5 separate regions of the Mus musculus genome follow, and regions 1, 3, 4 and 5 are each linked to region 2. A link is a loop called in an ENCODE intact Hi-C map of the cell type or tissue named here. Cell type or tissue: heart. All regions are shown on one strand. Region 1 overlaps Lrp5 (low density lipoprotein receptor-related protein 5). Region 2 holds the start of Tesmin (testis expressed metallothionein like). Region 3 has its middle 36 kb from the start of Gal. Region 4 has its middle 23 kb from the start of Gal. Region 5 holds the start of Ppp6r3 (protein phosphatase 6, regulatory subunit 3).

The links. Peaks named below come from ENCODE experiments on the same cell type or tissue, not always from the same donor. Only the 100,000 strongest peaks of a DNase experiment are listed, where the experiment ranks them.
Region 1: it touches region 2 in a loop (2.2-fold over the local background); 7 of 42 quality-filtered maps call a loop at or near these places.
Region 3: it touches region 2 in a loop (5-fold over the local background); 21 of 42 quality-filtered maps call a loop at or near these places.
Region 4: it touches region 2 in a loop (2.3-fold over the local background); 16 of 42 quality-filtered maps call a loop at or near these places.
Region 5: it touches region 2 in a loop (3-fold over the local background); 7 of 42 quality-filtered maps call a loop at or near these places.

The regions. Positions count from the first base shown.
Region 1 is chr19:3,584,623-3,589,622 of GRCm38, forward strand. It overlaps Lrp5 (low density lipoprotein receptor-related protein 5), which reads right to left. Exons shown (of 23, transcript NM_008513.3): 22 at 1,761-1,858; 23 at 203-669. The coding sequence ends at 408. Among named protein-coding and RNA genes, the nearest start is that of n-TAagc9, 11 kb to the left of the region's middle. In heart, CTCF peaks have their summits at 2,111 (motif pointing right) and 3,306 (motif pointing left); a DNase peak (open chromatin) is centred at 2,119; H3K27ac peaks cover 182 bases.
Region 2 is chr19:3,387,117-3,392,116 of GRCm38, forward strand. Tesmin (testis expressed metallothionein like) reads left to right here and starts at 1,741. Exons shown (of 9, transcript NM_001039657.2): 1 at 1,741-2,217; 2 at 4,987-5,000. The coding sequence starts at 1,834. In heart, CTCF peaks have their summits at 2,219 (motif pointing right) and 3,610 (motif pointing right); DNase peaks (open chromatin) are centred at 1,705 and 2,205; H3K4me3 peaks cover 999 bases; H3K27ac peaks cover 942 bases.
Region 3 is chr19:3,448,372-3,453,371 of GRCm38, forward strand. No RefSeq gene overlaps it. Among named protein-coding and RNA genes, the nearest start is that of Gal, 36 kb to the left of the region's middle. In heart, a CTCF peak has its summit at 3,039 (motif pointing left); a DNase peak (open chromatin) is centred at 3,011; H3K27ac peaks cover 201 bases.
Region 4 is chr19:3,434,833-3,439,832 of GRCm38, forward strand. No RefSeq gene overlaps it. Among named protein-coding and RNA genes, the nearest start is that of Gal, 23 kb to the left of the region's middle. In heart, CTCF peaks have their summits at 2,253 and 3,358 (motif pointing left); no DNase peak of the experiment used is centred here; H3K27ac peaks cover 500 bases; H3K27me3 peaks cover 484 bases.
Region 5 is chr19:3,572,817-3,577,816 of GRCm38, forward strand. It overlaps Ppp6r3 (protein phosphatase 6, regulatory subunit 3), which reads right to left and starts at 2,933. Exons shown (of 24, transcript NM_028999.1): 1 at 2,825-2,933. It overlaps n-TAagc9 (a tRNA gene), which reads left to right and starts at 3,447; the gene lies at 3,447-3,519. In heart, no CTCF peak of the experiment used is centred here; DNase peaks (open chromatin) are centred at 3,105 and 4,225; H3K4me3 peaks cover 2,889 bases; H3K27ac peaks cover 3,307 bases.

The DNA of each region.
Region 1 (5,000 bases), 200 kb after region 2:
GAAACCACCTGAGCCTTTGAGCAGCATGTGAACGATGCTCTGTACAGGTCAGTTCACAGCCTCTGTCTGCCTAAGGGGGCTTGATAGAAGGACAGCCATGCCCAGGAACATGCTCACCCGGTGGCGGCCATCCAGTGGGGTGAAATCCGTTCTTTGGGAACAGGCTCAATACTCAAATATTCACGAGGCACAAAGGAATGGCAGGTATGTTTTAAAAAATTAAGTTTATAAATATTTTCTCCACTGTACAAAGTTTTCCCAGCCCTGCCCACCCCTTCACCGCTCACATTTCTCACTTGTTAAAAATCCCAATTATATTTATTTTTTAAATCATAAAATATATTTTTCCTTTGTTCATATTTAAAAATATTTACAGGGAGGCAGCAGGGCCGGGTGGACGGCCGAGGTCAGGACGAGTCCGTGCAGGGGGACGGTGGGGGCGGGAAGAGGTGGCAGTAACTCCTCTCAGTGCCTGGTGAGGGTGGGCAGCTGTCCTCTGCAGATAGGTACTGGCTGTGGGGGGTGGGCGGGGGGGGGTAGGGGTCTGAGTCCGAATTCAAGTCCAGGTAGTATTTGCTGCTCTTCCAGCGACTGGTGCTGTAGTCACTGTCACACACATCTGTGCTGCACGGTGTTGTTGGGGGTGCCATACCTCGAATGACGTAGGGCCTAGAAGGAACACAGAAGAAGTTCACATGTGTGCCTAGCCACCTGTGTACAAGGCTGCTCCTTGAGCCGGGTGTGGTGGCGCACGCCTTTAATCCCAGCACTCGGGAGGCAGAGGCAGGCGGATTTCTGAGTTCGAGGCCAGCCTGGTCTACAAAGTGAGTTCCAAGACAGACAGCCAGAGGAGCTATAAAGAGAAACCCTGTCTCGAAAAACCAAAAAAAAAAAAAAAAAAAAAAAAAAAAAAAAAGAAAGATTTCCTAAAGGCATACTGTGGTGGTGGATAAAGACTTTTGACACAGAGCAGGGGCCCCTGCACCCCTCTAAGACAAACCGACCAATAGACTTACTGGTTCTCTGGTGTGAATTTTTGATGGCATACCATTGGGGTCTTATGAAAAAGAGTAAGCTATTTGCATCACCCCAGTATTAGGAATGCTCACAGCACCACTCTCACTCAGGAGAACCGGTCTGAGAACCCCAATATAGGTAACTTGTGGGTTGGAGTCTGGCTGAGCGCTTTTGGGGTTTCCAGCTCAGATAGGCCACTGTCTTAACAAAGGAGCAAAAATCACCCTTTAGCTGGAGAAATGGCTCAGTGGTTAGAAACATGTATAGTTCTTACAAAGGACCAGAATTTGATTCCCAAAACTCACATCAGGTAGCTCACAATTGTGTGTAACTCCAGCTCCAGGGAATGCCTCTGGCCTCTTCTCAGGCACACACACACAATTGAAAAATCATCGTAATGGAGGTTACATTAGTCAGGTTTTGACCAGGGCCATGGCTGAGCTGAGACACAGCAGAGCCTAAGCACTCGTTTCCATGCAGTGAGACAGCACTGGAGGGAGGGGGAGCGAATCCTTTCCTAGATTCCTTCAAGGCCGGCCGTGCTCCAGGTGTCTCAAGCAATGGAGAAGCCCATTATGTATGTATTCACTTGTATAAAACCAGCTCTGAGCTCACACTCAGCCACACCCCACAAACCCAGCAAGGAGAGGCAAACAGCATAGACAGAGCCCATGGGACACACATGGAGGAAGGCGGAGACAAGGCCCTTCTCACTAGTAGGGAAGGCGAGGACAAGCTCCTACCTGTATGGTCTAGCGGTGGCCGGGATGCCTGAAGAATAAAACACGTCCACGTTGTAGAGAGAGGGGTCTGTGGCCGGGGACGGGGGTGGGTTCAGGATCTGAGGAGAGGGAGGGAGACGGGTTACTCCAAGCGTCTCCTGGCTGAATCATTTACTCAGCTTGCCAGCCTGGGGTCTGGAGCTCTATTCTCTGCCTGTGGTCCCCAGAACCCTTCCAGAGCTAGTGAAACTTAGGAAGCAGAGGGGTGGCATCAGCCATCTTCCCCAAAGGTGCTGATCAGAGGCATGGAGACCAAAGTGCTTTCAACCAGATGTCCTCGGCCCTCTCAGCATTACTGTGCTGGCCAGTAGGGGGCAGTGTCAGCAAGAGCACTCCCATTAGCCCTGAGCCCAGCAGCAGTAGGTCTCTCTGCAGAGGCTGTGTGCCTCTCTCTCTGCTTCCCTCAGATACCTCCCACTGGCTGCACTTGACTTTCACTCCTGTATCTCCTGCCATTCCCTGTGACCTGGCTCCTACTCAAGATGCCCCAAGTCCCTGCTGGAGCTTTAACCAATACAGAGGTTGGAGAAGGAGGTAGAGGTGGTGGCTCACCCCTTTTTCAAGAAGCTGTGCACATTGCCACTCACCACTGACTGTGATGGGAAGACAACAAACTGGACTGTGAGATGTGCTTTGCTGGGGGCTTGGTGACAGACCCCTCTAAGTATGTCTCTGATCAGATCCTGAGTGCCAGGACCTAGTCAACGGATCAATGGTAGATGAAACATGGTCTGAAAGCATTTGAAGTGGCAAAAAGGAGGACAGAGCCTACTTGGAAGTAGGTTCCTGAGGAAGACCTAGCCTCAGCTCCTTTCTGTGCCCCTTTCTCTCCAGTCTGAACTCATGAAGCGGTTCTGCCCTCCACCCCGTCTCCTACCACCATGTTGTTTGGTTCAAAAAACTCTAGGCTGAAACCTTTGAATCCCTGAACCCATGAGCCAAAATAAACCACTCCCCCCTACCCCCCCATCCCGCTTTAAATTGTTTGTGTTGGGTATTTCCTCACAGTGACACGTTTTGTTTTGTTTTGTTTTCCGAGACAGAGTTTCTCTGTGCAGTCCTGGCTATCCTGGAACTCACTCTGTAGACCAGGCTAGCCTCAAAGTGACACGTATTTTGTTGTTGTTGTTGTTGTTGTTTTGTTTTTTTTTCAAGACAGGGTTTCTCTGTATAGCCCTGGCTGTCCTGGAACTCACTTTGTAGACCAGGCTGGCCTCGAACTCAGAAATCTCCCTGCCTCTGCCTCCCAAGTGCTGGGATTAAAGGCGTGTACCACCACCGCCTGGCTGTGACACGTATTTTAATTTTAATTTTTTATTTTTTTGGTTTTTTCGAGACAGGGTTTCTCTGTGTAGTCCTGGCTGTCCTGGAACTCACTCTGTAGACCAGGCTGGCCTCGAACTCAGAAATCCGCCTGCCTCTGCCTCCCAAGTGCTTAATCCTACGCTAGACTAGTTGTGTTTTGACAGCAGCAGTCTTGCAAGTGTGGCCCTCTGCTGGCATGAAGGGGAACTGTCCCCTCTAGCAAAAGAGGTCAAAATGACAAACCAAGACACCCAGATAGGTACCAAGGTTGAGGTACTAAGATTGGGACAGCTCCCAGTGACCCCACCTGTGACAAGGAAAAAACAGGCATCTCATCTACACCCACTGAGGAATAAGCCAGGCTGTGGTCACCACACACACTTCCTAGGGATGCGCTAACATGTAATGTCTGAGCACAGGGGCTGGATAAGCATTGCTACCATCAAATGCCAGGCTCTGAGAAGGCTCTTCAGGAGCAACTGCTTTACTTCACTTGGTCCTATTTACTTCTCTGTCTGTGTGTTTGTTTCTTTATCTGAGGCAATGTCTCACCATGTAGCCCTGCCTTGGCCGGGTATTCACTATGTAAACCAAGCTAAACTCCAACTCACTGTGTAAAATAGGCTAGCCTGGAAATCATTATGCAGAACAGATTGGCACTGAACTCAGCCTCCCAAGGTGCACACAGATTTGCTAAATTTTATTTTATGTTTAGTTTACTTATTTATTTATTTTTCCGAGACAGGGTTTCTCTATATAGTCCTGGTTGTCCTGGAACTCACTCTGTAGACCAGGCTGGCCTCGAACTCAGAAATTCGCCTGCCTCTACCTCTCAAGTGCATCACCACACCCAGCTTAAATTTTATTCTTTTTTTTTTTTTTTTTAAGATTTATTTATTTATTGTAAGTACACTGTAGCTGTCCTCAGACACTCCAGAAGAGGGAGTCAGATCTCGTTACGGATGGTTGTGAGCCACCATGTGGTTGCTGGGATTTGAACTCCTGACCTTCGGAAGAGCAGTCAGATGCTCTTACCCACTGAGCCATCTCACCAGCCCCTTAAATTTTATTCTTAAAACAGGCTCTAACCATTTATCCCAGGCTGGCTCATACGAATGGCAATCCTCAGAGTCAGCCACTCAAGTGCTGGGAGTAGAGGCATGAGCCACAGTGCTCAGGTAAACTATCCTGGCAACTAGCCTCAATATGCTATTCTCAATATGTGTGGTACTAGGGACTGAATCTGGAGCTAGAGTCATGAGAGGCAAGCGCTCTACCACTGAGCTAGAGTGCCAACCTGCACGTGTGTAAGCTGTTAAAATCCACATTTGCAGGATCCTGTCTAGGTCCTGCTTATGCTACTAGACTGCATGTATGTGGCTTTTTACCATGTGAGAACCTGGGGTGGGAGATATTATCCCCTGGGGTTGAGCATAAATTCACAATGACCTAAAACTGAAGTTTAAAAATAAAAAATAAGAAAAGCCACTTCCTTCTTAGAGAAAATTAAGTTCATACCTTATAAACCCATAAATTCTGACTCCAAGCTTACATAAAGAGTCTCCCATGAAAGCCAGGAGTGGCGGTGCATACTTGTAATCTCAGGTATTAGGGAGACTGTGGCAGAAAGATGAGTTCAAGGCCATGGTGGAACAGATCCTATCTCAAAATACAATAATAATGCCCAGAGAACTCACAGGTATACATAGCTCCTAGAGTCCCATTTGACTTAGTTAGCATCTGTATTCCGTGCTCTTTGAATACTGCACTCTGAGCACACTACACTAGCTGCTTCTGAAGAGCTGACTCTGTGGTTTCCTGGGGATCCCACTTCGATGTGCAGGTCTGCAGACCTGTGACTATGCTCAGTGCACTGAGTGCAGGGCTTTAACTTAC
Region 2 (5,000 bases):
GTGTCTGTGTTTATCTGGTGGATAGGTGTCTGAGACTCCTTACCATTCTTTCTTGGCAATTTTTGATTGAATGCACTAGGATTCTCAGGCTAGCCCTTAATGCAGTGTGCTTATTACAGCTGTGGAACATGTGTGCACAGACCCAGGAGAGCATAGGGAGATACGAGCCATTGTGACAGTCTGGTGCACGACAAGATGTCAGCCTCACCTTCCATTTAAACAGTTGGTGAGAGACTTTCATAGTATGTAACTGAGTCGGGGCTCGCCTCATTTTAACTGGAAGAAGCCGCCAGAGCACTGTATAGAATCCTTCTCAACGATATGGGAATGCAAGGTGCAAAGGAATTCTTGCTGCCGACTGTGGGATGTGGATTAGCTTACAGAGTGCTTGCCTGGCATGCAAGAAGCCCTGGGTTTAATTCCCATACTAAATAAGCTGATGATAGTGGTGCATACCTATTATCCTAGCACTCAGTAGGCAGAGGCAGGAAAATGAGAAGTTCAAGATTGCCTTTGATTACATAGTAAATTCAAGGAAGTCTGGGCCACATGAGACCTTACCTTTAAAAGATATAAGTAAAACATGAGTTGGAAGCCAACCTGGACTAAATAGTGATCACCAGGTCAACTAGAGTCACGCAACAAGACCCTGTCTCAAACAGACTAACAAGAAACTAAAATGGCTGATGAGGTAGCTTAGTGGGTAAAGGTGTGTGCTGCCAAGTCTGACAACCTGAGTTTGATCCCAGAAGCCGCACAGGGAAGGAGAGACAACTCTCGACTCTGGAACGTTTTCCTTTCCTTCAGATTAATGCCATGGTGTGTCCACAAATGTATATGCAAATACGCATTAAGTGTAAATAAACAAAACCCTGAAAGCAAAACCTGATGGCACAGGATTTTAATTGCAACTACTGAGACTGAGACAAGGTAACACGTTCAAGGGCAGAGTTCCCAGCATGTAGGAGGCCCTAGATTCAATCTCCAGTACTGCCTGAGCAATAATAGATAAATGTACTGGAAGTGACTCACAGGTTAATAGCACTTTTTTTCGCTGAGGACCCAAACTCACTTCCCAGCACCTATTAACTCAGTTTCGTAATGCCCCCCCCCCCCCCAGGTTGGACCGTTAGGGAAGGGGGCGGGGCCATCTCTGCCTGGACAGGGCGGGCCTTAACAGGGGTGGGTGGGGCCTCCCACCTAGCACTGCTTCAAATTTCCTGGAGTATTAGTCATGTTTTTAACCCCAATTTTTGGGAGGCAGAGGCAGGTGGAGCTCTGTGAGTTCCAGGCCAGCTTGGTCTACGTAAAGAGTTCTAAGCCAGCCAAGTCTACCTACTAAGATTCTGACTTAAAAACAAAAACAGATGAAAAGGAGGGGTGAAAATGATGTAAATACAGTACTCACCAATGAAATTTTCAAAGTTTAAAAAAAGAGAGAAAGAACCACCACCTGGGAGCCTCAGTTTCCCCCACTAGGTGCAGGAGAGGTTGGCTGATACCCAGTCCCTCCAGCCTCCATCCAAGCATACCGAAAGGCTGCCTTGTGGGCCAACCACAGCCCAGGTCCCATCCATCATGCTCAGGCCCCGCCCACCAAGAGCCAAAGCCCAACCTCCATGGCAAGGCCCCGCCCACCATAGACACCCACCTACCACAACCCAGGCTCCTGTCATCTTGGCAGAGGCCCCACCCACCGCAGCCCAGGCTCCGCCCCGTTCAGTCAGAGACGGGCCCCGCCCCTTTCCCTAACGGTCAACGGTCGTCCAGCCTCTCAGAAGCAAGGCGAGCTGGACGGCCGCGTCGTGTCGCTGTTCTCGGGTCCCAGTGGCCATGGAGGACGCGCTGCTCGGCGCCATGACTGGCCCCGAAGACGAGCTGGGCGCCGAGCTGTTCGGGTCAGAGCGTGTGTTCGCGGACGGGCTGGCGCTGAGCCCCGCAGGCGGTGCGGCCGATCGGGATGAGTTGCCGGTTCTGGCCGACGCCTACCTGGGCGCCACCGAGCCAGGGGAGCCGCTGCTGCGTGCGCTCAGCCCCCCGCCGGGCGCTGAGGTACCGGCCGCCCTGCTCGGCGACTTCCCGGGGCTGCCCGAGCTCCGCAGCCCAGACGACGCCGCTCCGCCTCCCGCCTACAGCGTGCACGTGTTATCGTCGTTACTTCCCGGTGCTCGCGGGCCCGCGCTGTTGCCGCTAAGCGCAGGAGTGCGCGTGATCCCAGTAAGCGCCAGCAGGGGCCACCGTCGCGCCGCCTCTCCGCGTGCCTATCCTGTGGGCTGGCCCCGGGCAGCAGGCTCAGGCACCACAAGGGATACAAGGGAGGTGGCACCTCCCTGCCCAGCCTTTTCCCCTGCAGATGACTGTGCCACACTAGAAGAGCTTATAACTGTTGCCATCACAGTGTGTGTTCCTGGCCTGTTGGACTTGTGTCTCCACCCACCTCCGCCCCAGCAGGGCTAGGGATAGAACCCAGGGCCTTTTGCGTGTTCTGCAGATAGTTTTCAGCCTGGTAGTTTGGGATTGGCTGGGAGATTTTTTTTTCTTCACACCAAAGACTTCCATTATTGAGGATTTTTTCAGTTGATGATCTCCCCCTCTGTAAGATAAGGGACAGTTCTTTAAACCTATGTAGAGTTTTGATGAATTCTGCTTCTCAACCATATTGCTAAGCTATATAGCAATTCCTTGAAATTGCTATATAACTTAGGAGAACCTCTGATTCTCCTGCCTCTACATCCTGAGTGCTAGGTGTACAGGTGAGCCCCACCACACCCGGCTGATACAATGCTGGGACCACACCCTGCCTTATGCTAGTCCACTAACCCAACTAACCCACATCCCCAACACCTCACTGTTGCCAATAGAAAGGAATCAACCTTTTAAAGGAAACCAGGCACAGGTCAGCCCCCAAAGAACCCTGCTTGGGAAACTGGGCTCCTCATCCAGTCAAGTGTGTCAGGTCTAGAGTAAGCCTTCATAGAATTTTTGTTGTTTTAAATCTCTGTGGAGATGACAGGAGCCTGGCTTTGTACACCAATAAGTCACAGCTAGTAGAGCTCAGAACCCAGAAATCCTGTTCCCTGCTCAATTTACAGAGAAGGTGGGACTCTAGCCTTCCCACAGGAACCTTCTAACTCAGCCTCATTCCCAGGCAGAGGCCTCCTCCTGGTTTCCAGTGCTTCCAAATGCCAGCAGTTTGATTTACCTTAAACAGGAGCTGGCTCAGCACCTTCTGCCTCCTAGCTCTCCTCTCCCCTCTATGAGAAGAACAGGAAAGGGAATAAGCCAGTGTGGAAGAGAGGTTTAATTATTGGGTGACAAAACTTTGTGTGTGTGTGTGTGTGTGTGTGTGTGTGTGTGTGTGTGTGAGGGGGATGGTTTCGAGACAGGGTTTCTCTGAAGCACTGGCTGTCCTGGAACTCACTCTGTAGACCAGGCCGCCCTCGAACTCAGAAATCCGCCTGCCTCTGCCTCCCAAGTGCTGGGATTAAAGGTGTGCGCCACCACACCCGGCATGACAAAACTTTAAAACACTTTTTAAAGGTTTTTTTAATGTGTGAATTTGTTTACATGCCTTGTAAGCATGCAGTACTCAAGGAGGCCAGAAGAGGGTGGCAGATCCCCCAAAACAAATCACCCACCAGTTGTGAGCCACCATGTGGGTGCTGGGAACTGAACCCAGGTCCTTTTGTAGACCTTTTTGTTTTTGTGAGGCAGTCTCATGTAGCCTAGGCTGGTCCTGAACTCTGTACCTGCACATGATCTTCATGCCTGCTCCTCCTTTCCCACAAAAGGGTTAGGATCCCAGGCTCAGGCCAGCACTCCTGGCTCTTTCTGAAGGAACCCTCCTCACACATTTTCATGCAGTTAGGTTCAGTCTAGAAAAGTACTACTGCTGTAGTATAAATAGCTCTGATATTTGCTGCTGCTGCTGAAGTCAGCAATTGTGTGTTTGTGGGTAGGGGGAAATCATTTTGGTGAGACTCCAATGAACTACTGCCAGGTTCCCAAGGCAGCAAGCAAGAAAAAGTGTAAGTTTCCTGCATTTCTGTAAAATCTGAATTCTGCATAAGGCTGCTCCTCAAAACCTAACTGTACTTTCTTGTCTTCTAAGGTTTGGATCACACAAGTCTGATGTAAATTTTGTAACCACTGGGACCTTTCCACTTTTAAATCCCATTGCTTCTTAGTAAATGCAATTTTGTCTCATTTATCTATTTTATAATTGGATTTATTTATCTGTGTGTGGGTGCATGTTCCACAGTGCACATGGAGAGGTCAGAGGACAACCTACAACAGTTGACTCTCTCTACCATGTGTGTTCTTGAGTTCAAACTTGGCTCGTCAGGCTTGGTAGCAAGTGCCCTTACCTACTGAGCTATCTTGCTGGTCCTCTTTCTTTCTTTCTTTCTTCCTTTCTTTCTTTCTTTCTTTCTTTCTTTCTTTCTTTCTTTCTCTTTCTTTCTTTCTTCCCTTCCCTTCCTTCCTTCCTTCCTTCCTTCCTTCCTTCCTTCCTTCCTCTCTCTCTTTTTTTCTTTCTTTCTTTCTTTCTAAAAGATTTATTATATGTAAGTATACTGTAGCTGTCTTCAGATGCTCCAGAAGAGGGTGTCAGATCTCATTACAGATGGTTGTGAGCCACCATGTGGTTGCTGGGACTTGAACTCAGGACCTTCAGAAGAGCAGCCAGTGCTCTTAACCGCTGAGCCACCTCTCCAGCCCTATTTATTTCTTTTTGATGCAGGCTCTCAGTATGTTCCCAACTCTTGTCCTCTTCACATTCTGGACCTGATGGCGTCCTCAGAGTTCTCCATCCTGAGGCTGCTCAGATGACTAGATTGCTTTATTTCTCAAAGGAGAAAATGGTTCCTGACTGAGGGCCAGGGCAATCCTTGCTCCGCTGCTGACCCCAGACTTAGACGTCAGTCTTCCACGTGCTATCACTTCACTCCATGTCTGTATCCTCTAATGTGACCACTGCTTTTCCAGGTTGAAATCAAAGA
Region 3 (5,000 bases), 61 kb after region 2:
GAGGCCATGCATTAGGTCAATTTAGGGGCAGCTTAGAATGCTTTTTCTACCCAAAGTCAGAGGTTGGACTCAAATATCATTACTTTGACCAAAAATCTACAGACTAAAAAGAATTAAAGAAAAATAAGGGACTGGGGAAATGCCTCAGTTGCTTAAATACCTATCTCAGCATAAAGATCTGACTCTAATCCCAGCCCCCACATAAGAGCCTGCTGTGGCTGCACATGGCTGTCCAGCCAGTGCAGGAGAGGGGCCTGCAAAAAAAAAAAAAAAAAGAAAGAAAGAAAGAAAGAAAGAAAGAAAGAAAAGAAGAAAAAAAAGAAAAAAGGAGGACCTCCAGCTCACTACCCAGTCAGACAAACCAGCAAGGGCTAGGCTCAAAGGCTCCATCTCAAAAATACAATGGAAAATGATAAAGATACCCAGTATCGCTTCTGGCCTCAAAATGCACATGTGGGCACGTATGCATATACACTACACACTGAAAAGAGTTTTAAAAAGAAAATTAAAAAATATAGGGGCTGTCAAGATGGCTCAGTGGTTAAGAGCTGCTCATACAAAGAACCTGGGTGTTTGATTCCCAGCACATACATTGGATGACTCACAAGTCCAGCTTCAGGGGGGCCACCACCTTCTTCTGGCCTCTGTAGATACTTAGGCACATAATTTAAAACTATAATAAAATATTTTTACAGAATTGAAATGTTTGATCTTAAGAATCTAAGGAAACAGACTAATATTTCACTGGAACACCATCTAACTTCAGTACAAGCCTGGTCTTAAGAATCTAAGAAAACAAACTAATATTTCACTGGAACACTATCTGACTTCAGTACAAGCCAGAGAAATATGGCCAAGGCACGAGAGCATAAACTGGATCACAATCCCTCACTTGTACCTGTTTTGTGAGAATCAAGGTACACGCCCTAAGTCCTTATGCACAGGCCTTGGTGGCTCCCTGCCAGGAAAAAGAGGTGAACATAAACAAAGAGATAACCGAAAAAAACAAAACAAAACAAAAAGGAAACCAGCCCTAAGCAGCATAGGAGAGGCAGGAATCTATCAGCTTGGCGCTATGCCTCTGGCACACCTCTAAAGGAAGTGCCTGGGTGCATGGCCACAGCTGAAGTCCATGCCTCCTCAGCCAGGAAGCTCCAGCAAGACCAGGAAGTGCTAGGAAGCATGACCAAGGTTCTCCAGTGTACCAGCTACTCTCAGCCCTATCCTTGTGCTCTTCTGGGCCTATCTCACTTTCTACACCCTGGTGTGCAGGGCAGTGGGGTGCAGAGAATCTGAGAAGATGCTACAGGCATGGACACGAGCTATCCTTAGTGTCCTATTGACTGCCTGCCCAGCACACTGGTTCACTCAGGCCCAAAGCCCACTGCTTGGGGTTAGAACAAGGTCCACAGACACAGGATGAGAGAAAGCCTCGCTGCAGGGAGAAAGGATGGGGCAGAAAAGCTTCTTACCTTGTCAAAAGATCACTCAAGGAGGCTAAGATGCCTGCATATTTCTCCACAAGCTGAATGAGGCTTTTGAAAACCACTAATCTGGATCCTTCACTTCCCTTCTACCAAGGTACAAGAAATAGTGCAAGGTGCTTTTAACATAGCCTTGCTCCTGGGCCAGCATTTCCTAGCTAGCCAGCCCCTGACATCTGTAAAGGCTTCAGATTGCAGACCCAGCCACTGGACACTGAGAAAGGACAGGGAGCACAGTTCAGTGGTGGAGCACTTAACGTACATCGCCCTGGGCTTGATTCCCAGTTACAGACAAGTTCTCCTCCCCCGCCTCCCTCCCTCCCTCTCTCTCTCCCTCCATGAGAGTTTTGCCTGCATGCATGATTGTGAACCATGTGCATGTCTTGCGTTTGTAGAGGTCAGGAGAACAGTGCTGAGTCCCCTGGCACTGGAGTTAGGGAGGGTTGTGAGCTGGGTACTAGGAATTGAAGCTGGGTCCCCCTCAAGAGCAAGTGCCCTTAACCACTGAGCCACCTCTCTATCCCCACTTGTGTGTGTGTTGTCTTTCGTACCCTGATGCTCTGCTGAGTTTACCTACTACTTCTAGAAGCTTTGTATGGGTGTTAGGGTTTTCTGTATACAAACCATAACATCTGCAAACAGGTGATTTAATAGGCTGTCTTAACAGGACTCCCCAGCTACTGTCTCCTCAAGTTTTTTTTTTTTTGTTTTGTTTTGTTCTGTTTTTTTCTGAGACAGGGTTTCTCTTGTGTAGCCCTGGCTGTCCTGGAACTCACTCTGTAGACCAGGCTGGCCTCGAACTCAGAAATCCCCCTGCCTCTGCCTCCCACCACCGCCCGGCCTCCTACAAGTTTTGAGCACCTGATCTGATGATCTTTTATTTTCTCTTTATTCCCTTACCTTGGCTTGCTGTATACTTACTAAAAATTAATCAAAACCAAAACTAGTTGTTCTCCAGCATGTGTTTGCATGCGTACTCAGGAGGTCTGAGGTTGATGTCAAGGGTCTTGTTCACTCTTGCATCTTACCCATTAGGAAGGGTCTCAGTTAAATCCAGGGTTCACTGATCTGACCCTTCTAGCTAGTCAGCTTGGAGAGTCCACCTCTGACCTACAAGGCACGCTGTCACACCTGTCTGGCATCTGTATGACTTCCGAGGATCTGAACACTGGCTTTCTTGCTTGTATGGCAAGTGCTTTACCCACTGAGGTCTCCTGCTCCCCATTCTTCCTTTGATGCTTGATGCCTTTGGTTTTTCTTGTCCAATTGCTCTGATGAGAATGTTCAATACTGTGTGTAATAGAAGTACTAGCTGTGTTTCTGACACGGCAAACTTAAGAGGTTTTCACCACTGAGTACAATGTGGGTTGAACTCTCACTATGTACACAGGCCAGCCTTGAACTGGAGAGCTTCCTGACTATGGCTCTTCTGTTTGCTCGGAAACTACAGGTGTCTGGGGAGATGCTCCAAAGTGCTCCAGCAGCTTTTTATATGGTTAGCATTTGACAACAAAGAACAGGCGCAGACAGAACACCAGTGTATGGCGCCCTCTAGTGTTACAGTTCTTGTGCAGGTCCAGGGGGATTCATTGATTCTCCGTATTTGGTACAAACCTAGACACTGGAATTGCTCAGCCCTTGCTTGACAGCGGCTTGTTGGTTCTAAAGGCTTGACAACTTTTCCATATTCCTCCAGCAACTAGGGCCTGCAGTTCTCCTTCTGTGGCTTTCCCAGCTTCCTATCTTTCAGCCTGGACTATTCAGCTTTTCTCTACTTTTTCTCTCTTTTCTTGTTCTTGTCCTGGAGACTCATTTGATCACTGGTTCCTCAGCAGTTAAGCAAGTGGCCTCCTTGCTACCCTTTAGCTTTGGCCTGTCAACTCAACTGCTGTGGCTGTCACTGCTCTGTTGTGCTGGCAGTCAAGCCCTTCCTTCCCACGAGCAGGAGATGAGATCTCGAGAGAGCCGGTGTTGGGCAGGTGTTTCCAGCTCACCAAGGGAGTCAAGCACCTGCTACACAGCACAGCACCTGCTACACAGCGGCCATCTGTTGCAACCACAGCTTTGTCTCTTTAACAGCAGTTCTCTGGCTAGACCCCAGAGGAAGTGTAGATTCTGCCTCAGATGGAAATGATCACAGGACCATTTAGAGATCGCCAACGATTGTATTGACACAAAGTTCAGCATAGGTAAGAGTGGCAAATGTTATCAGCTCCAACGCCCGTTACTGCCAAGCCTCCTGCTGTGGTTGAGCCAGGTGTGTCCTCTAAAAGTCATTTTTGAGTTGAATCCCCACTGAGGGGGAAGTGGAGGGGCTTGATTTGACTTTAGTGTCTAAGGATGAAGCCTGGTGTGTGTGTGTGTGTGTGTGTGTGTGAGTGAGAGAGAGAGAGAGAGAGAGAGAGAGAGAGAGAGAGAGAGAGAGAGAGATTAAGATCTGATGATGTGACAAGGGTGCAGCCCCATTAGCTGAGGAGGCCAGAAAAGGACACATACACGTGTTCTTTCCCCCCCCCCCCCCACGGGATGCCTGGGGCTGTTAGGACTCTTGCAGTCATAACCTTGGACCAGAATCACAGCCAAGATAAACCTCAGTAGAACTTACGGTCTGCAGCATTGCTAATGGCAGCAGAAAATGAAAGAACACCTCCTTGCGAGTTCTTATTTATAGTACCATAAAATGGTCTGCCCCATTGCTTTGCAGAAAGGTAGACCTGCACATGCTAGGTCTCCATTTACACTACACTTTGAGGTTCAGGCATACTACCCATCACAGTTCATTCCTGGGGGTTCGGGGGGGGGGGGAAGAACTCCAGTATGTGACTGCACTGTCATTTGCCTGTTTTCTTGTCACTGGATAGTTATCTCAGTAAAGTTACAATAAATTTCTCTGGACAAATATTTTGTGGGCATGTTGTCATGTGAGCATCTAAGCTGTGGAATTATAAGGCAGTTTGCTGGCATAATTAAGAAATCACCTCCACAACAGCCAGAACAAATGCTCAGCAACTTTCCAAATGGGTGCATCATTTGCAGTAGTGACAGCAGAGGTCCCAATGCTTCATGCTGTCACCAGCACCTGAATTTCTCTGTATAGCCCTGGCTGTCCTGGAACTCACTTTGTAGACCAGGCTGGCCTCAAACTCAGAGGTCTCCCTGCTTCTGCCTCCCAAGTGCGGGGAATAAAGGCGTGTGTTACCACACAATTCCTGTTTGCCCTCATGTGTTCCCGTGTGTGCCTGAGCTGCTTCTTGACAGGTAATTCTATGTGCATCAGTGCGTTGCCCATGTGCCTACAGTGCCCACAGAGATGAGGGTGCTGGACAGTCTCTGGAACCTGAGTTACACATAGATGGTTGTGAGTGGCCTGAAGAGGTTGGAATTGAATCTGGGTCCTCATCAAGAGCAGTCTTGTCCAGTTTTACTTGCCTGTTCAAGTGGTGTACCAAGCCTGGCACATGGGCTGTAGTAGACCCCAACACAGGACAATTAAACCATCCTACTTTACAAATATGG
Region 4 (5,000 bases), 48 kb after region 2:
GAAACCTATCAGAACGGCGCTCATCTCATTACCCAGGGCCCCACCCAAGGCCTCACCTCGAAAGTCAGCATAAAGGCTCTGAGCTATGCATTCTGGACTTGCCCCTGCTCTGATCTCCCCAACCCCTGTGTCCCAGCCTGAGTTCAGTGAATTTTATGTGATCCACAGTGGGCTCTATGCTTGATGTCAGTCTCCTGAAATCATTCTGGGGCCACATGTGAGCCTGCTGGGGGCAGGTCACAGCTCATGGCTTCAACAGAAGTCTGGCAGATCCATTTGACAGCCTCAGATCTTCCAGGAAAAGGGTGAAGGGACATCAGAAACGCCCCCACTCCACGCCTCTTCTGTCTGCAGAGAACAGACTCACCTCTCACTCTTCAACAAAGGACAGACGCGATCTCGCAGTAGCGAGTAATGGTCTGATTTTTGTGCTGAAATTATCGGTAATTTGGACCATTGAGACTGAGTGGTGACAGGTTTTCTGAACACAGGATGAAGGCTGTGTCCTGCCAGGCGCTGTCCTGCTGGGCACTGCGCTGTCCTGTGGCTGCATTCACATCTGGGTTTTTGCTTTTGTTCCTTTTTGTACAATGTGGCTGAGGCATGAGCCTCTTCCTCCGCCATAGCCCAGGCTCTTCTTTTGACTCTGGAAACTCCAGGGCGGGGCTGATGGCCATGATGAAGGGCGAGACCCTCACATTGGCCTGGATGAGACCCCAGTGCCTGGCAGAGGCTCTGCTCATTTACATTTTTATGTCTTTATTTGCCTCTCCATGGATAATTTTAATAACTGAAAGTGTTCCAGGCAAGTGGAGATTTATATTTAAACTCACATTGGCATCACCTAACAAGATTTGAGTCTCCCTTGAAACTATTAGAAATACATTTCAAGACCATTTGCCAGAATTATGAACTTGAGCTGAGAAAATTCCAGAGAAATTAGCCCTCCCGGGAGAGCCAGACTGCCGTGGGAGTGGAGGACACACCAAGGGTTCAGGATGCAGTGGGACCTCAGGCCACTGGGGCACAGCCACCTCCTGTCCCTGGTTCTTGTCAAGTCTGAGGGTTGGCAGAGTGGGAAGCAACCATGCTTCTAACTCTGAGGCCAGAAAATGTTTTCTGCCAAGGACAACCGGCTAAGTAGTCATTGTCACAGTTCAGCCACAGGCAACACAGGCCTGAACAAACAAGGCTGTGTGCCAATAAAACTTTATTGGTGAAAGCAACCTATGGTCAGGGTTGGCTCATAATGAACGGAGAGTTCCTGTCCTTCAGGGTTTCCCCTGCCTCTTCACTTCTAGAAAGCCTCAGTCTTCTTCCAGCCTCCCCTTGGTTTCTCCTTGTGCAACACCCCGTTTTGTTTTCCCTGCTTTGGTGGCTCTTCCCTCTCCACCCCTGTCTCCCCAACCCCCTCCCCTGTCCTAATCCTCACCTGCACATTCATGCCCTCTTGCCCCTGAATTTTCTACTTCCAGCCTCTAGCATCCAGATTGTATATAAAGACCTGATTCTTGTGGCCAGACCATAATATGTTCCCAAGTGCACAAGTGCCTCCCGACAAGTGGCTTGGGTCCACCTCTACCTGGCAGCCAATGGGAGCCACTAACTGTCTTGGAGTGTGGTGAGGTCTGGCTATGAGCCCGCCCCATACCTGGATCTGAAAGCCCTCTGCTGTTAACGTCCTACCTGGACACAGCAGCCACATCCAGTGCTTGCTCAGCCAGCCCTGGTGCTGGTAGGGGTAATCAGCTCTTATTCCAAAGTCACACATCCCAGACCCAGGAGGGTCTCCTGGCCCACTCCTGGGATTCAGCCTTCCTCTGGGGAGAGTTTTCATAGTAACATTCCTTGTTCCTGCCATGGGGAGTTGGGATGAGTCTTCTGGTGGGGTCTAGAGGATTCAGATGTTCAGCCTGTTAAGACAGCCTTTTTAGGAGTCCTAGTGAATGGTTTCTGGGTCCAGACTGTATGTGGCTGAGTGTGGCCAGGATGCCCTCCCTCCTGCAGCCTAACCCAATCTATTAACGTGCTCTAGGTCCTGCCAACCTCTGCGCTAAGCCACTGTGAATCCTGAGGAACAGGGTAGGGGACCTGGGTGAGAGAGGAGGTCCTATAATGAGCCCACAAACTGGGCAGTCTAAGTGGGGGAGCTGGAGGTGTGCTCACATTATGTGTGAACAGAGCAGAGCTTAGCTGTTCCATGTGACCGGGTGCAGGTGGCAGCTCACTTGAGCAATAGCGCCCCCACCGGCCACAATGGGGACTACAACCTTTGCTGGGTCTGGCTAGGTAGCTGGGGTGCTCTGGGTTTGTAGGTTCATCTCCCGTGGCTACTGTGGCAGTATCACGGCCCGTGTTATATATAGGAACAAACACTGGCTCTCTCAGAAACTCCAAATGCCCCGGTGTCAGGTGTGGCTGCCTCTGAAGCTGGTCCTGCCTCTCCTCCCAGCTTCTCCGGTGACGGCTGGCTCATGGCCACCTTCTGATCCCTGCCTATCCTCCCTGTGGTCGGCACTGTGGACGCACAGTTGCTCTGCTGAACCTGGGGTGTGAGGGACTGTGCTCCTCGGGGAGGCTGAGTCGGCTCCATGCATATCCAGCAATCTGCTGGACTCAGTTTCATGGCATGGTCGTCCTTGAACCTGTCTTTGGGAGAAGGAACTGCCACTGTGCTTCCAACCATGGGGACTGGTATAAGTTCGAGGTATAGCTTCTGGGTGTGGTTTCCAGATGGCTGTCCCCAAGTAGAAAGGACCCTGTCCAGAGCACCACACCCACAGCCTGGCTTGTCACAAGACAGAAGCTGCATGTGACATGATTGCCTGTAGCCCCCAGCAGAAATACGATATGGAGTATGTATGGGTATGGAAATATGATATGGAGTACGATATGGAGCTGGAAGCTATGGGAGGGGGGCTGTCTCCTGAGATCAGCTGATGAAGGGTTGTGTGTGCCTCAGCCCAGAATCAGAAAATCACCCCTCCTTGCTGGCTGTTTTTTGTTATTGTTGATGGCGGTAGTAGTGGTGGTTGTGGTGGTATATGTGTGGTATACCTGTTGCTATGGGTGTGCATGAGCATGCAAGTGCGTATGATGTGCGTGAGTTGTCGGTGGGTGTCCGCTGTTTTCCTGGAGAGTTCCATCTTTATATTTTTCAGACAGGGCCTCTCACTGGACCCGAATGCACCCGAAGCTTAGCAAATCTCCCTAGACTGCCAGCCCAGAGCTCCAGGGATCCTCCTGCCTTCTCACCCTGCCCATGCTGGGATTACAGGTCCAGCTTCCCTGACAGGTTCTGGGTATTTGTGCTTGTTCTGCAGGCACCTTACCAACCACGCCATCTGCTGGTCCTACCCACTTTGTGGGTCTAGGGGTTGAACCTGGGATTTCACACCAGCTAAGTAAATACTTTGCTATGGAGCTATGTCTCCAGCCGCTCAGAATCAGAAATTCTTCCCTTCCAGGTTCCTGTTCACCAACACGGCACCTGCCCTGCCAAGCCCACTGCTCTTTTTTCTGGTAGGGATTAAATGAGATGCCACATTGTGCGCAGAGTCAGCCCCTCAGCTGCTGTACATTCAGTGAGCCCTCATGGAAGGAAAGCAGGGACGTTTTCCCTAAAACTCCCCTCAGCGTCATCAGCCCTGGGAGTCTTGGGGGTCATCCAGCTTTATTGGTGGTATGAGAGGGAGGCTGTGGCATCTTCTATTCTGACTAAAGAATGAGAGTCCTGTGCTGGCCGTCCCAGGAGAGGTGGACAGGGAACATTGTGGGAAGCTGGGTGAGGACTGTGCAGAGTGCCTGGTGCAGCCTCACACTGTCTGCACTCGGTGCACTGGAGTCTCTGGCCCTTGCCCACCCTGCCACTGGAAGCTGAATTTCAGGGCTGACATTTGGAACTGGTCACTCAGTAGCATGCCGTGCCCTCAACACTAAACACCCCAAAATGTTGCCAGGCAAATTGCTGCACGGCCTGCCCCAGAGCAGAATCTTACTCTAGAGGAATGAGGACACGGCTGTGAACAAGTGACATGGAGCTAAGGGTATCCCTGACAAAGGTGACCCTGACATAGTCCTACCTCAACCTCTCCTGTCACCCAAGACTATGATGTCTTAGAGGGGATAGGTGGCTCCTCTTGCTGTCCCTGGCTCACAGCCACCATCACGTCTCCAGGCGTCTCTTGCTGTTTGGAGGGAGCAGAGGGGCTGGGTGCCCTCCAAGCCTGGAGCTGCCTTGCTCTGCTTTGGGGGAAATGCATCTAAGATCAGGTTGAAGGGCACAGATGAGAGGGGACCCAGACTCCTGGGAGTGTCCTTGGCTGTTTCCCCCAGCTATTGGGACACTGGTCCAGCAGAGCATGTCACCTGGGGGACCAGCCAGCCCCTCCCCCTGGATTTGGAGCTGTCTGTTTTTGTAACAGCTTCCTCAAAACCTGTCTACCAGCCGCCAATGCCACAAGAACAAAGCGAGTTGTCTGGGGACTCTTTGTCCCCAGAAGGAATGACGATAGGACTGTGAGACACTAGCCTGATAAAATGTGTCTGCGCCTTAATGCCACTGCAAGGTGACTGCAGGAAAAGCCCATTTGTCCCCAGAACTTCCTTCCCTACCAGCAGTTCAGTCAGGCCCTGATGTGACTTTAGACCTTGGCCTGGTAGGCCAGGAGGACCCAGGCTGGCAGAGGTGGCATACAGCTGGTGTAGTATGGGCAGGGGTTTCTCAAAGATGCAAGGTCTCTCCTTGTGAACCTCTGTTCCCAGCTCCCAAACTGAAGTCAAATTGCTCTTTGTCCCCGTGGGCTCTGGAGCTGTCTTCAGCAGCAAAGACTCCTCAGAATTTCTTGGAGCAGAATTTGTCAGATCAGGACCCCAGATTGCCTACCTCATAGGGCAGCTGAGCTGGGGTCCCTATCATCAGGCCAGGCTTCTGAGCCTTCAGACCACTCTCTTGGACAGCCTTCTGCTCTTCTGGAGTTCTGGGAGCAGGAGAGGATGGT
Region 5 (5,000 bases), 190 kb after region 2:
AGGCCAGGCTCCTGCCCTCTTTAGAAAGTAAACTTGGTGCTGAGTTTTAGTTGAACAGATATCTGAAAGGACTTCTTTATCATTTATTCTTCTGAAATGTAGTAAAATGAAAAACTATAGATCAACACACACGGGTAACATCTAAGATTTCAACTATCTCAACTACTAAGTTAATCATAAAAAAATCCAAGTTGATTATCAACCCTAACAAATACTGTTTTAAGGAAGAAATGCTTACTTGTCATAACCCACTTTTCTAGAGGAACTGCTAAAAGGCATCTTAAAGTAGCTAAGGAAACCCCACTTAAAGTCTTAACTTCAGTGCTATGCATTTTTTGCCCAACTATAGACTACTTCTTAAGTACTCAATTAATGCAAACTAGCAAGCCTTGTTTTTGTAGCAGATTGGTTTTTGTGCAGTTGGGCAGGGGGTGCTTTACTTTATACAAAAGCTAAAGTCGGTTAAAGCAATCAGTATACTCAAGTCTACTTGAGATGTATTCCATTAAAATACGCTTCCTCAGTGCATAAAGCAATCTAAGCAATTATCACCAAGAGTTGTCCTCTTTTCATGTACCATGGAGAAAGCAGAGAGCAGACATTTAAAAAGCTGAATTTAAGGATAACTGGATGAGTGAAAGACACTAGGGTCCCTGGCCAGACACAGTGAAGTGAGGGATAGGTCCCAAAGCACCCAGGAACAACAGCCACTCCCCAAGCTACAAGCTGAGCACATCCTTTCCGAAGTGGTTGGGACTACAACATCAGATTCAGATTCTGAAGGCTGGCAGCCTTTACCAGTTTAAGTTCCCTAATAGAAACTGCTACACAATCTAAGTTTCATACTCAAAAGCTGTCAGGTTTCAGAGCATTCAGAAATTAGGCATATTTAACCTGTACCTTTGCTGAAGCTCTCAAGACTGCAGCTTTTCAATTGCAATAACAACCAGGAAAATCTAAGAAATCCTCATATTATGATTTGGGGCAACTACACAGAAGCAGTGCCTAGAAGCAGCAGAGGAGGGGTGCTGTTTAAGATCCTGAAGGTGTTTTCTATGCATAAGTACTGGTTTAGACAAAACGCTTTCAAGTGATTTAATAGATTTTCAACATCTCATGGAAAAATTAAAATAACTTCCAGTAATTTTTTTTAGCCCAGCTGATCCTTAAACACATGGCTTTCCTAATTGTACCTAAACACTTAAAAGTTAATTTTGAACTAGGTGTGGTGGTACACACCTCTATTCATAATGCTTGTCAGGTAGAGGCAGCAAGATCAAGAATTTGAGGCAGCCTTAGCTGAAAAGGAAAGTCAAGAACATTCTAAACTACTATCATCTCAAAAAATAACTAAATAATGAGTCCGGTGCAGTGGTGCATGACTTTATTAATCCCATTATTAAAGGCAGAAGCAGTAAAGATCTTCCCACCACATAGTGAGACCCTGCCTCAAAAACAAACAAAATCATCAAGATCAAGTTGAATTTGAGAGGTATGGTCACCACTGAGCTGATTCTATTCACAAAGCACGATTCTAGCTGCTTTGTGCTAACATATTTACATATATACTCAGTTACAGTCTAATATGAACATGTTAGATAAAATTGGGACCTAACATGAGATAAACTTATGAAACAAACTTATTTTCATGGGTTACAGGGGCAGCAAAGAGGACTAATTCGCCCAAGGTCACAGGACTAGAAAGTGACAAAGGAAGATGTAATTTTCAGGTGGCCCATAAGAAAGCTCAAACACCACTGGCAACAGGGATCTTGCACCTTGCAATTTCAAGGAACATTTTAGTGGAAGGAGATCTTAAGTTCCTTTCTTACGGGCTGTGTCAACTGCAACATGACCTTGAGGGCAAAAACCAAAGTAAACTTGACTTAAGAAAATGAAACAGTATCCATATTAACAAGTGCTCTGATGCAAGGAAACCTTCTAAGTGTCCCCTCCCCCAAGCCAAAGCAAAACATAAACAAAGCTCTGGCCCATTCTAAAGAGACCACAGCAGGTAGGCGGCAAATGACAGTAGGACATGCGGTGGAGAAGTACAGACACAGAGCTACCGAGACCACTCATTCTGTCCCACCTACAACTTCAAGTCCAAGTTCTAATGAAAGACAACGGGACTGGGGAGAAAAAGACCTCCAAGTTAACAGTGAGCCGAGCTTTAAAAGCGAGGTGCTTGAAGCCACAAGAAGGGTAACTCCTCACTTCAGCTCCAAAACACCAGGGAATCTCCAATGCCCGCGTCTGTATAAAAGAGAGACTCAACGGCGGAGGATGAAGATTCACTGCGATGGCCCCGAGAGACTCGGAACTGGTTTTTGTGTGTTCCGATGACTCTGCTAATGCCCAGAAACCCACACAACTTGTTTCTCAGAGGACAAGAGTCCAACAAAAGCCTTCGCGAAGCTCTCCAGCGAGTTGACAAGCTCCAGGAGATCCCGAGAAGTCGCTGTGAAGGCCCGGGCGCGGGAGCCGGGGAGCTCGCCCAGGACCCCCGACTTGGCTCGGGGCGCGCCTCGCCTCGCCTGGGCTCCCGCCGAGCCAAGCCCAGAGTCACCTCGGCGTCCAAAGTTCGCAGTCGGCTCGGCTGACTGCCAACGCTCGGCCCGGCTGACAGGAGCGGGCGGCCCGGTCCTGGCCAGGACTGGACGCCGCCTCCCGGGCCGCCGAAGCTGCCGATTCCGGGGGGGAGGGGAAAGGGGCCGGGACGCTCCCTCCCCACGCCGCCGGGACCGGACCACCGCCACGATCGGTCGGCCGCTTGCCCGCGCGACCCGCACACTCCGCGCCACCGCCCCCTCCCCTGAGTTACCTGGAGGCGCCCAAGACCCGCAGTTAGTCGCGCTCAGGCGGGAAAAAGGTTCACCGACACCATCAGCGAAGCGCCCAAAATGGCGGACGTATCAAGCAGGCCTTGAGTTACCCCCGCCCTCCCTCCGGCCGCCCCGCAGCCAATCACAGGATAGACCCCGCCCCTTCACACGGATCATTGGCTTGTCTCTCCCGCCCCCCACAACCTATTGGACCGCCCAGCGGTTCCCTCGACTCCACTTCGATTGGCTTTGAGGTCTTGTCAGTCAAACGCGAGAGGCGCATTCTTTTTCCCATGGTCTTGACGGATCCGGAACCTCTAGACCCCGGAGTCTGAGAAACAAGTCAGAAATTGGGAGAAGCTTAGGCTGGGTCCCTCTGCCCCGTAGCAACAGCGGGGCCTCGCGTGACAGACGCTTGGGACCACCAATCCGCATAGTCAATGTAGTTTAAAACAAATGAACCAAACCAATCCCGGCTGTGTAGCTCCGGATGCGAAGAAGCCAATGGGGTAACACAATGACAGCAGGCGGTGGGGTAACGGCCGCGGGGGACGAGGGGGGGGGGAAAACCGGTGATGACGTGAGTCACAATACAACCTGCGACGGAAGTTAATTATAGCTGGGGAATTAGCTCAAATGGTAGAGCGCTCGCTTAGCATGTGAGAGGTAGCGGGATCGATGCCCGCATTCTCCATAGCATAGTTTTATCGAAGACCTTCAATTAAATTACTTCAGACAAAGTAGAGTGGCATCCCTGAAAATGGGGTCAAAATGTAAGGTTTCTTAATACAAAGGAAACCAGGCTGTATCTTTTGTCACAGAGAAGAATTTTACACATGAATTTCTTCCAACTGCTAGTGTCCTATACGTATAGTACTACACATTTACCTTGCCCCAGAACTGGGGTCCTGGACATCAGGGTCCCTACTCTCAAGTCTTGCACTTAACCACTGTCATGGCTAATCCTGGTTTTTAATTCTCCTGGGGCTGTCTAAAAAGGTGAAACTGAGCTGACCACAAGCATTCTCTACCTCCTGGCTGGTTGTGATGTGATGTGATGTGATGTGACGGGCAGACTCCCACACCTGCTCCCTTGACTTCCCTGCCATATTGGCCTCGACCTGTGAGACAAAATGAACCTTTTCTCCCTAAAGTTGCTGTTGTCAGAATATTTTATCACAGCAACAGGAAAAGATACCAAGGTGCTCCCCTTGGGTCCCTATGAATAATCTGCCTGGTTCAGTGTGGACAGGACCATAAGTTCAGGCACGCTGCAGCTGGCCACCATAGTCAACAAAGTCTCTGAGTCTTGGAAGTCTTTCATGAAGCAGGCCTTCCCATGCCATCTGGAAAGCAAGTGACCAAGGTGATCAAGCTAAGGGACAGACTCTTTTGGGAAAGTAGTAAGTCATAGGACAGGACAGAGCTCTAAATCCCTGGGGTGTTGGTAGCAGGGAGGGGAAGGGTGTTACAGAGACCCCAGGGTGGGGCCTTGGAGCTTCAAAGGCAGGACGAGCCCAGCTATGATGGGAGACTGGATAGCAGAGGTAGCTGAGTCACACAGACCTTGAGTGGCAATGCTCACACCTCAGACAGGGAGCAGTTGCCTGCATATCTCTTCCAGTAGGTCCAGCAGTCCCAGGCCCAGGCTTCACTGAAGCTCAGAGAGCACAGAGCTTATCTCCTGAGTGTCTCCTCTAGGCCACCTCTAGGCATCTATCCCCTGGGAAAATGACAGAGCCTAGCCCTTGGACTGGAGGAGACAGGACCTGCCTTGTTGGACACTCAGTGCTTTCTCCGGGTTCCCAGTCTCTGAACCCCCCCCCACCCCTGTTCTTTACACGGGGTCCAGCATGCTTGAGTCCTCCACCTCACTCATTCTGGCTCTGAATTCCACTACCAGGATAACAAGAGAGGGCTGTGCAGTTATGCAAACCCACCCTGGCCTCCAGTCCACCTTCCAAGAGAGCTGTTCCTGGAAGCAGATTCCAGAAAGAGTTCATTGCTAGTAGATCCACATCATAGTCCCCATTGTACACACTAGCTAACTACGGACCAGAGCATTCTGTCACCAGAGGCCATATAGGGGTTGGGTGACCTTGGCCAGGTGACCTAACCTTTCTGACTCTCCAGTTCTCAGAAGTACAAGTGATAACAACTATCAGCCAGGGTCAA